2 separate regions of the Homo sapiens genome follow, and region 1 is linked to region 2. A link is an interaction called in ENCODE POLR2A ChIA-PET data of the cell type or tissue named here. Cell type or tissue: MCF 10A. All regions are shown on one strand. Links, peaks and the distances in the headings refer to the core of each region. The heading gives the core; the rest is flanking DNA.

The links. ChIA-PET counts read pairs that join two places held together with the same protein. Peaks named below come from ENCODE experiments on the same cell type or tissue, not always from the same donor. Only the 100,000 strongest peaks of a DNase experiment are listed, where the experiment ranks them.
Region 1: POLR2A ChIA-PET joins it to region 2 with 7 read pairs; 5 of 35 experiments call an interaction of 5 or more read pairs at or near these places.

Annotation. Positions count from the first base shown.
Region 1 is chr4:78,786,131-78,791,394 of GRCh38, reverse strand. All of the region lies in intron 1 of BMP2K (BMP2 inducible kinase), which reads right to left. LOC124900722 (a long non-coding RNA gene) reads right to left here and starts at 2,478. Exons shown (of 2, transcript XR_007058153.1): 1 at 1-2,478. LOC105377299 (a long non-coding RNA gene) reads left to right here. Exons shown (of 4, transcript XR_938918.4): 4 at 1,550-1,661. In MCF 10A, for the core only: no CTCF peak of the experiment used is centred there; no DNase peak of the experiment used is centred there.
Region 2 is chr4:78,702,131-78,707,638 of GRCh38, reverse strand. No RefSeq gene overlaps it. Among named protein-coding and RNA genes, the nearest start is that of LINC01094, 59 kb to the right of the region's middle. RefSeq lists an enhancer at 847-1,479. In MCF 10A, for the core only: no CTCF peak of the experiment used is centred there; a DNase peak (open chromatin) is centred at 2,518.

The sequences.
Region 1 (5,264 bases), core at 1-5,000, 84 kb before region 2:
TTTTCACTACCCTTGATTAGTGTTAAGGTGCTTGCAGTGTGAATGCCAATACAGTGTAAATGGCAAATACGTCTTAGTATTATTATGAAAACATTTTTTACCTGATAGACCCCCTATCAAAGGGTCTTGAGGACCCTTTCCCTTGGGGTCCACATACCACACTTTGAGAACCATTACCAAAATCTATTTTTCAGAAAAGTCAATTAATGAAGGAAGGAAAGAGTAGGAAAGATCACAAAAGTTTTATTTGTGTTTTGTCTTTTGAAATTAAACAGGCTTACAGGCTGAACAGGATATAAACTGTTAAGGTATAAACTGGTATACCTCAACAGGTATAAAAAAATATTAAGGAACAAGTAAAAATAAGAGAAAAATCAAATAACTGATGGAAAAAAGAATGGGAGAGAAAAGATGGCCAGGGGCTCAGCCTCTATCTAAAGTTGGAAAGAGAGACAATTATTAGAGGCAGATGGGAGGGGGGAATGGGTTACATTTTTAAAAATTTATTATTTTTATGATTATTATTATTATTGTTATTTAGACACAGGATCTTAGTCTGTCACCCAAGACAGAGTGCAGTGGAACAATCACAGCTCATTGCAGTCTCAAACTCCATCTCAGCCTCCTGAGGTGTGGGCCACCATGCCAGGCTCTATATTTTGACTTATGAAAAAGCTCGTTTTACTCAGAAAAACGTACAGACACTAGATGAATTCTTCTTGATAATGATGGTGTTACTTCCATAGTTTGAAAAATATTAGAAAAATTATCTTTTTTTGTACTGAGTTTATTTAGGAAGAAATAACATATTGACAATATTGAGTCTTCTTAGCTGGCAACATGACATAGTTCTCCATTTAGACAAGTTTCATTTTATGTTCTTCTAAACAATATAAATTTTTTTCACAGAGGTTCTGCACATTTCTCATGAGTTTAGCTCTTAGGTGATATACATTGTTTTGCTATTACGAATGTAATTTATTTTCTAACTATTACTGGGATGTAAGAAAACAATAAGCTTTATTTATTTGGTAATTACTACTCTACAAATATTTCTTATAAATCCTAGTTGCTTTTCAATATCCTTTTGAGTTTTATACCCAAACAATAATGCCATTTCCAAGTAAGTTTAGTTTAGAAACATTATCCTTTAATGTTTTAAAATCATAAATCAAGCACCATTCTATTTCAACTTTTTACTTGCCTGTGTATAAAAATATGCCAAATGTATCATAAAAGTAATGTCATGTCATTTTTAAGGAAACTGTTTTATAATATCATAGGAATTTATATCACTGTAAAGATTCAGATGTTTTGTATTCCAAGTTTAAGTCTAAAGCATTTGTGCTGTCATCTAATAAACAGGAATTTAGAAGAATCGTGTTTTCTTTTTACTTTGAACACCACATAAATTTATCAGGTAAAATGCAAATAGGGATCCGATATTACAGCACTTCAGACTCCACGCGCCATAACCTTGAACTCGGAAGAGAAGAAAAGCAGAGGATAAGAACTTAGCTATTTCTCTCTTTTACCTTTCTCCCTACAGGAGGTCCTCCGTGTTGCTATGCTGAATTCAACTGAAGAAGCTGAAGTATTGCACCTTTACGCTACATACTTTACAGTTCACAAATACACTATTTCATGTATGACTTGTCCTCTCTAAACTGAGAGAACAGACTAACCTGGGAGAAGCTGGAATTTAAACTTTTAAAATTAATCGTGACATCTTAGCTCAAGTAACTGTAACACATGGTTTGACTGCCTTAGGAAAATACAAAGCAGAAAAGCTTTAACTTTGAAATTCAAGCAAAAATATTTGAGAATACGTCTTCCACCTCATACTCCCCATGCACCCAGTAATACTCCAGCTGCCTTCAGACTATTAAAAGTCCCGAGGTCCCTTAAACCAGTTCCAAGTCCCCACCCCAATCAAAGGACAATGCCCATACATACAGGAGCTATGACTATAGCTACAGGCCAATGCCTATACAGCATAGGAGCCAATTAAAGAGGCCATAAGTAAAAGTACTTAGGCATAAGGAAACAAAATGAAAAATAAAAATAAAAGAAAGAGGCCATAACTACTAGAAAAAGTGCTGGTCACGAGAACTAAGTTCTACTCTCCACAATCAACACTAATAATGTGACTTTGGGTTCATTCATTACTCCATTTTCTCATGGTTAAATGAGGGAACTAAATTTGGACAATCACTACAATTACGGGAAATTTAATGAAGCACTAGCATTTTCAAAGAAAGACTATTAGTCCAACAATACCAATTACAGTTAATATAATACTCAGGATATTTTCTGTAAGAGGCTCTGAGAAGGTCCTGTTTTAAATTCAGGTTCTTACACATTGTTTCCTATATTTCGTCTTCCAAAGCAAAAGAAAAAAAGAAAAAAATCAGTGAAATTGACCTTATACTATCCATAATGGCCCACCACAACTTTTTGAAATACCTTTAGTGTATTTAAAAAAAAAAAAAAAAAAAACAGCCACTATTCTAAGATGAAAACAAATCTGAACCTTGAATCTGTATATAAGGGTTTCTCAAGCTAGAAATTTATGGGCATTAGTTACATCCAACCTCGAACACTATGGATTCATACAGCCCTTACAAATGCACTTCCAACCATCCCTATGGATAGGCAAAAAATACCATACACAAACACATATTTAAAAAAAAAAAAACTCATGAGTTTGCAATATTTCTAAAGTTCCCACTGCACTAAGGTGAAAAACTATAAAACCCATAACAGCTACCTTCACTTGTTTAAAAATAAAAACAAGTACCAATTTTGGTTGAGATCCTTAGAATTTCTCCTTTGGGTTGCATAAACATTTTGCTAAAAGATGAAAATTTACCAAAGATTTAGCAATCCAGTTAACTATTCACTAGGATTTAAACTGAGCTGTCTGGATGAGTTAACCATAATACTGTGCTAATGAAACTAAGGATCTATTCCAATTTCAATTTAGGCCCATTAGGTAGACAAAAAAAAAAAAAAAAATCCTTAGATCCACATTACTGCACGTAACAGTTAACTATCTTACATACTCCTGTTAGTGATCATAGAAGACACCATCAAAAGCCTATGCACATCTGAGCACATATACCCCCAACCTCTGAACAAATATTTCAGAATACATGGCCTACTGATCATGAGTCAGTAGCAACTTTTTTTTTCTGTGCCTGTATAAAAAAATAGACCATTAACATTCAACGGAAGAGAGTCTGTGATGCAGGCAAGAGAATGAAAAAATGGGTAATTGCCAGTGATGCATAATCCCACTCCCTAGAAAAATAGTCCTGACAAGATTCAGGAAAAAAAAAAATTACTTTAGTAGTAGTATCTTTATGATTCAGAAAGAATAGTAAAACCTAAACTAACCACTGACAATCTCATTCAAAAGAGAATACTTATGTATAAAGCTCCAGGCAGCCCTAACAATGGTCCAACCAGCAAAAATAAAGCAAAATAAGTAAATACAGCATTTAGGCAAGGGGAAATAGTGTACTGGAACCCTCTCTTCCAGAAATTGAAAGAAAGAATAGTCAAGGGTGGTTTGCTACCCTCTGACCTTTGGGCCAGGCTTACAAATTTCCTAATCTAAAAGCAAACTAAATGTCTTTCCACCTAGAAAATAAGTACCTTCAATATCATACAGTTCAGTTAGAGGAATCCCCAAAGTTAATGCTCATTTGTTTCCCTCCCCAGGAGCCTTAAGGAGATAAGATCCCCTTCTTCTTCCTAATACCCTCATCCTCTTAGACACCATTCATCCCATTGAGTGGTACTATCCGCCACTCAAGATAAAGCCATACACAGCTGACCACCCCCAAAACTGTTTTCTTAAGATCAGTTATCCAAAGCACATACTTTAGACTACCCAGCTCCCACTCTGTCTAACGGTAGTGGCTCAAGGGAATTCAGGCTAGAACATTTTGAGAGTCACATCAAATACAAGCAATGCAGTACCCACAAAACAAAGATGTACTATACATATAACCATAACAGAAATAAAACAGGCTAGGAGTCCAAAAATAAATCTGGTAGTATTTTTTCATCCATCTATTTAATGCTAGAACTACATTATTAACAAATATCTCTATCTCCTTATTTTAAAATGGACAGAACTTCAAAAACAGAGTCAGCCTTCTCCTAAATATCAACTGAACAGCTTGATATGTCAAATATGGCTGCTATCCAATTGTTTCATAGTAATTTGTAGCAAGCCCTCTGATCACTTTTGAATACCAAAACTCAACCTCTTACAGAGGTACTCAATACTATCATGAGTACAGCACTGCAAGAGATAAAAGACGAATACAAGGCCAAGCATGGTGCCTCACACCTGTAATCCCAGCACTTTGGGAGGCCAAAGCAGGAGGACCACTTGAGGCCAGGAGTTCAAAACCAGCCTGGATAACGTAACAAGATCCCATCTCTACCAAATATTTTAAAAATAATGAGAGGGAAAAAAAGAATGAATACAAGATAAGCCTTAAAAGAATTAAATTTTAAAGTAGAGAAAATTACGCATTTTATTAGAATAGAACAAAGCTATTTAAGATAAGTGCTATATGAGTAACAGTTGCTACGCAGAGCAAAGGAAGGCATAATTACACTTATTTGGTTGTAGATAGGGTTTCAGGAAAAAATAAAGATTACAAAAAAGTAACTATTTTAAATATATCCTACAAGACCCCATTTTTAACAGAGTGGTGGAGGCCAGTATTTGCATTCTGGGCAAACATAACAACATAAGCTAAAAAACAGAAATGGAGAAGTGTGGCAAGGTGGCACATGCCTATTGTCCCAACTGTCGGGAGGCTAAGGCAAGGGGACTGCTTGAGGCCAGTAGCTCAAGGCTGCAGTGAGCTATGATCACACCACTGCACTCCAGCCTAGCCAATAGAGACCGTGTCTCAAAACACACACACACACACACACACACACACACACACACACACACACACATTGGGTGGCTTATAAGCAACAGAATTTCTTACTGTTATGGAGACTGGGAAGTCCAAGAGCAAGGTGCTGGGAAATTCAGTGCCTGGAGAGGGCTTGTTTCCTCACAGATGGCCATCTTCTCACTCTAACCTTATGTAGTGCAAGGGATGAGGGATCTCTCTGGGGCCTCTTTTATAAGGGCATTAATTCCATTCATGAGGGCTCTCATGACCCAATCATTTCCCAAGGGCCCCATCACTAAATAGCATCACCTTGGGCGTTGGGATTTCAACATA
Region 2 (5,508 bases), core at 322-5,321:
ATGCTTTGTGATGTATTTTCTTCTTGATGGAGTCACGAGTTGCTCCTTTATTGCCTAAACCAGCACCCTTAGCATCACTGCTGCTGGCACCAAGATATTTGGTAAAAATAAGTTCTAGGGGGTGCACAACCACAGACTCACAGCTGAGGCTTTGTCTTTTCTCAGATAAACATAATCTAAACAATGAGACACTGTCTGAAGGTCAAAGGGGTGGGAGGAAGAAGAGGAGGAGGAGGAGGAGGAGGAGGAGGGGTTAGTCAAATTCTCCTTTTGGACTACGTAGTTGCTAGATTTATAAAGCTCCCCTCCTTTACTGTTTTCTCTTTCTTTTCTTGAACAGCTTCCAAGTGACACTTGATGTTCCTCCTTCTAGTGTGACTTTGCATTGAGGGTCCAGTGAGCCCCAAAGCAAGGAAACTTGCTCAAGGCCTCTTTCTGCAGCTGGGGGTGGGAAGAGTTAAAGGGTTTCTGGAGTCTGCAGGCCTTTTTCCTCAGTATCAAGGGTCCCAGTTTTTCTCTTTGAGAATTATTTGATTCTTTCCTCTAATGCTTATAAATAATGTTTCTAGGCTATTTAGATTGAATTTTGGGTGTGCTTAGGGTCTCATATATCTTCTTAAATTTTAAGATACATGATAAAAGTTTTTACTGTTATTTGATTTTTGTACTTTTATTTTGATGTCTTCTTCCCCATCTTTATTCATCACACCTCTATTCTAGACACTTGTACTAGCATTCTGTCTTATCCCTTTCTCAAATCCCTTCATTGGTTTCATTCATTTATTCAACAAATACGTTGTTGAATACTTGCTATTACCAGGTACTGCTCTAGGTTTGGGGATAAGCAGTGAACAAGAACAGGTTCCTGGCATCATGGGTCTTATATTCTAATTGAAAACAGAAGATAAACAAACATATTCATGACACAAAAAATCATGTCATGGAGTAAAAAGCATCATGAAGAAAACGACAGTAGTGCAAATGGATGGAGAATGCTATGTTAGTGTTAGGGTAGTTATTTTAAGTACATTGCTGTGGTAAGGCTTTTCCAGGGGGGTGACATTCCTTTTGACACTTTACTTTCTTCTCAAGTCTTTCAAGGTGTTGGTGACTCATTTCTGAGCCTGTCGTCTTATATTACCCTTCTTACCTATACCTTATGTCAACACATCCCGCACTGCCTCGCTTTGCATATCCATCCTACTTTCTTATGCTTGCCACACTCTCGACTTCTTCCTGATGATCCCCTATTATCTCCCAAATCACTCCCAAAGTTTCTTTAAACATCTTAGACTGGCCACCAAAAAATTTGCACGTGGGTGCTTAGCACATCCTTTTCAGTGATTTTTAATATTATTCATGTGCCTTGGAAATTGCTGTTTTAGAAATAATTCTACTATAACCCAGAGGTTTTCAGACTTCTGGTATTTAGGGGATAACATACCCTACAAGAGTATATTAAAAGGCTGTAAGGCCTTTTAAGGGTCTTTTAAAGGCTTTGAGGCCAGTCCCTCTCCTAGCTCCTTCAACTCAGCCTTGCAAATGCTGTTTATACTTATAAAAATATCAATTCAATAGAGCTTTGCCTTAATACACAGCCATTGTGGTGGCTATGAAATACCCACTTTATTCTGAGCAACATACATTGAAATCTGGAGTGGAAGTGACCCTTAAAAAAAATCCTATCCATTTTTAGTGTGACTCACATTTTGAATGAAACCCAGACCACCTGTTGTTTATTCTCTACCATTTGGAACTCTACCTTCATTTCTGTGTTTCTTCCAGAGGACATGGAACAGGGATTTCCACATAGTCTTCCATTAAATAAATAAATCCAATAGTGGAGTGGGTCCTGGGAGTTTCATTAAACTACATGCAAAGGCTGAATTTCTGCATTTCTTGGCCAGGACTTTGAGATTGTACACCATCTATAGCATGTGACCGTGCTTAGCACAGTACCTGGACTATAATTGTGACTGAATGTATCAATAGATAAAAAGAGAAGGGCAATGTCTGGTAATCAAATATTCACAAGCTCTTCAAAACAATTTGATTCTGTTACATGTATCATTTGGAAACTGTCTATGTCAGCTTTTAAGGTGCTTTTATTTTAATAATGCAAAGTAGTTTTTATTAGAACAGTAAACAGGAAACTGTATTATCTGCACAGACTCAGTGGCCTACAAAAAGAGGACTTTGCACTCTAATTAAGAACAAAGCACCCAATTACATCAGATTGAACTTCAGAATCACCTCTTTGTTTTTGTTTCATCTTGTAATGCTGAACAAGGATTCAGAGGGAGTGGGTCAGGCAAAGAAGCTATTTGAGGATTTAATTAAAGGATTGCGTCTCATGTCCGCTTTAGGAGCTGCTCAGGTGAAGCAGAAGGATGGTAGCATTGAGGAGGTTGAGAAGCTAGTTGCCAGTTTTGCAGGCTCTGAGATTTCATTCTGTCAGTTTGCCAAGGAATGAGCTGTCAGGCTCTGTCTACTTCACAGCTTCTCCCCCTGGGTCTGTGCCTTCTGATTCTAGCTTCAGGCTTAGCCTCACCCAGACTGTATGGCTCATCTAGCCTCATCGTTTGAGAACTTGTTAGAAATGCAGAATCTCAAGCCCCACCCAAACTTTCTGTGTCAGAATCTACATTTTAGCAAGATCACATGTCTGCATATTAAGCTTTGACAAGCATGATTCCATGGGGCTCTAGCCCAGCACAAAACAGCATGGTTATCAAACTTTAGTGAGCTTCAAAATCATTGACAAATATAAGAAAATGAAAAGACCTGGTCTCCTACTCCAGGGATTTTGATCCAGAGAGTCTAAGATGGGGCCTTGGAATCTGCCCTTTCTTGGGTATATGCTGCTGGTCTAGTTCCAACAGTTGGGTTTCTGCATGCTTTTGTGTCTTTATCCCGGTTCTATTAATTAGCACCATTGTGTCTTGTTCTTTGCTTAAGAACTGTTTCCAGTGTTGGTTTCAGAATTTCTATGCAGAAAGATCTTAGTACAGTAATCCAGTTTGATAAAGGAAGCTTGAAGCTGTTTTTGTCTAACACTTATTTATTTATTTATTTATTTATTTATTTATTTATTTATTTCACTCTGTCACCCAGGTCTCACTCTGTCACCCAGGCTGTCACCCAGGTCTCACTATTTATTTATTTATTTATTTATTTATTTATTTATTTATTTCACTCTGTCACCCACATCTCACTGTCACCCAGGCTGGAGTGCAGTGGGACAAATCTTGGCTTACTGCAACCTCCACCTCCTAGGTTCAAGGAATCTTCCCACCTTAGCCTCCCAAGTACTTAGAACTGCAGGTGCACACCACCACACCAGGCTAATTTTTGAATTTTTTTGTAGAGACAGGGTTTCACCATGTTGCCCAGGCTGGTCTCACTGTCCAGGGCTCAATGAATCCTCCGGCCTCAGCCTCCCAAAGTGCTGACTTTGTGGGCTACTGCACCCGGCCTTGAGTAAAAGTCTTAACAGAATGTATCCATTAGGAAGAGTAATTTCCCAGTGGAACTGGGGGTGCTAGAATAGACGCCTGGAAGCCAAAAAGCAATGAATGTCTGCCACACCTATTTAGTGTGTAAATAGTGGGTCAAGTCTTGCTACCCAATGGTGCAGTTCTATTGCTTTTCAGATTTTATGGAAATGCCTTTGCAAAAATTATAACAGTGAGAAAATTATGACAGTGAAAGAAATCTGACCTAACTAACTTTATCTTGCCTTTAGCCTTCAAACTTCCCTTAGTCATTCCTGGGCATGGACCAAGCTAACTGTGGGAGAAATTTAGTTTATTGTTTAACCTTAAAGCAAGGATGATAATAGCCCTTCCTCAAACTACCCCCTCCTTAGTTGGGGACCAAAACTGCCTTTGTAAAAGTAATGAAAGCCCACAATATTAGGATTATGAAAGGGACCTGAATTCTGCTAAGATGTAGACATAGTTAAATGAGAATCAGCCATTGTTCTGGAGGTCACAAGATTTATAACTTCCTCAATTACTCCTATAAATAACATCACTATTATAGAACCTAAGATGGCCATTTGAGATGTCTTTTCAGACTTTTGCATTTCCGAGGACCAGATGATTCCACCTGAACCTGCAATTCTTAACTCAACTGGTCCTGTGGCCCCCACCCAGAAGAAGACTCAGCACACAAGTACTGTTTTCCACACCCCTATGGTTTTATCTCCAACCAATTAGCAGCACCAATTCCCTAGCCACTTGCCTGCCAAAAATTATCCTTAAAAAACCCCAAATATGGGGGGAGGCTGATTTGAGTAATTATGAAACTCAAGTCTCCCATTTAGCTGGCACTATGTGTATTAAACTCTTTCTCTATTGCAATTCCCCTGTCTTGATAAATTGGCTCTATCTGGGTAGCAGACAAAATAAACCCATTAGGCAGCTATAAATTTGGGGCTTGTCCATGATAGCCTTTGTAGGTACTTGCCTGTGGTTCAGCAGCCTCTCACTGGCAATGGATTCAGAGGCCAGCCCAAATGGCCACTTAGTTTTCTTGGACTAAGGACTACCCCTGGCACCATCTCTTCTAGTAGGGTGCTATTTACCCATAATGCATGGATCTAATTGCAATGGAGAAATATTTCCTGAAAGACATCCAGTATTTCAGGTGCTGCCAACATCCCCTTCCTTCTCCTGATCTGTTGGCCTCTCTAGAGGCACTGTTGTCCCATCATGGGAACTATCCGGCTCTCCCTAGATTGTAGGAAGAATCTCGGTTTCGGGAGATCTCTCCCCTGTTGGATGGAGCATAGGAGACCTGTTTGGAAGAATGCTCTTCCGGTTTGAAGAACGAATCTGGTCTGGAATCTTGGTTTAAAAATTCTTCTGTTTGTCTTTAGTTCACTGTGTGTGTTTATATATGTGCAGAAAATCTCTAAAGGAATGGCTGATGGAAGTCCAGCCGGCTCTCCTGTTTTGTCTGACCAGTCACATTCAGTAAGCCCTGAAGGAAGTGTTAGAGGGAGCTCAGCAGGTCTAACTCAGGGTGACCATCTGCCCTTCCATCCTGCCCTTCCATCCTGCCCTGAGACCACCTGTTAAAATTCCCAGTCAGAGGTGATCCCTCCCCATCTTGAGTGGATGAACGGGCACAAATTTGAGCCTTGCCAGGTCCATACTTGGGCACTGAGTGGGATATCTAGTGTCTGTGTTCTGTCACGTGTATTTCACTCTGGCCAGAATTGGAAATGTTAATTTGGTTCCCCCATGTAGCCTGTTGGGTGGCAACTTGCAAAATTGAGAAGCTTTTGCCTATGGTTCCGTGAAATGAAAAAGGACAATTTTTTTTTTTTTGAGACAGAGTCTTACTCTGTCACCCAGGCTGGAGTGCAGTGGTACAATCTCAGCTCTTGCAACATCTGCCTTTCAGGTTCAAGTGATTCTCCTCCCTCAGCCTCCTGAGTAGCTGAGATTACAGGCACCCGCCACCACACTCAGCTAATTTTAGAATTTTTAGTAGAGACGG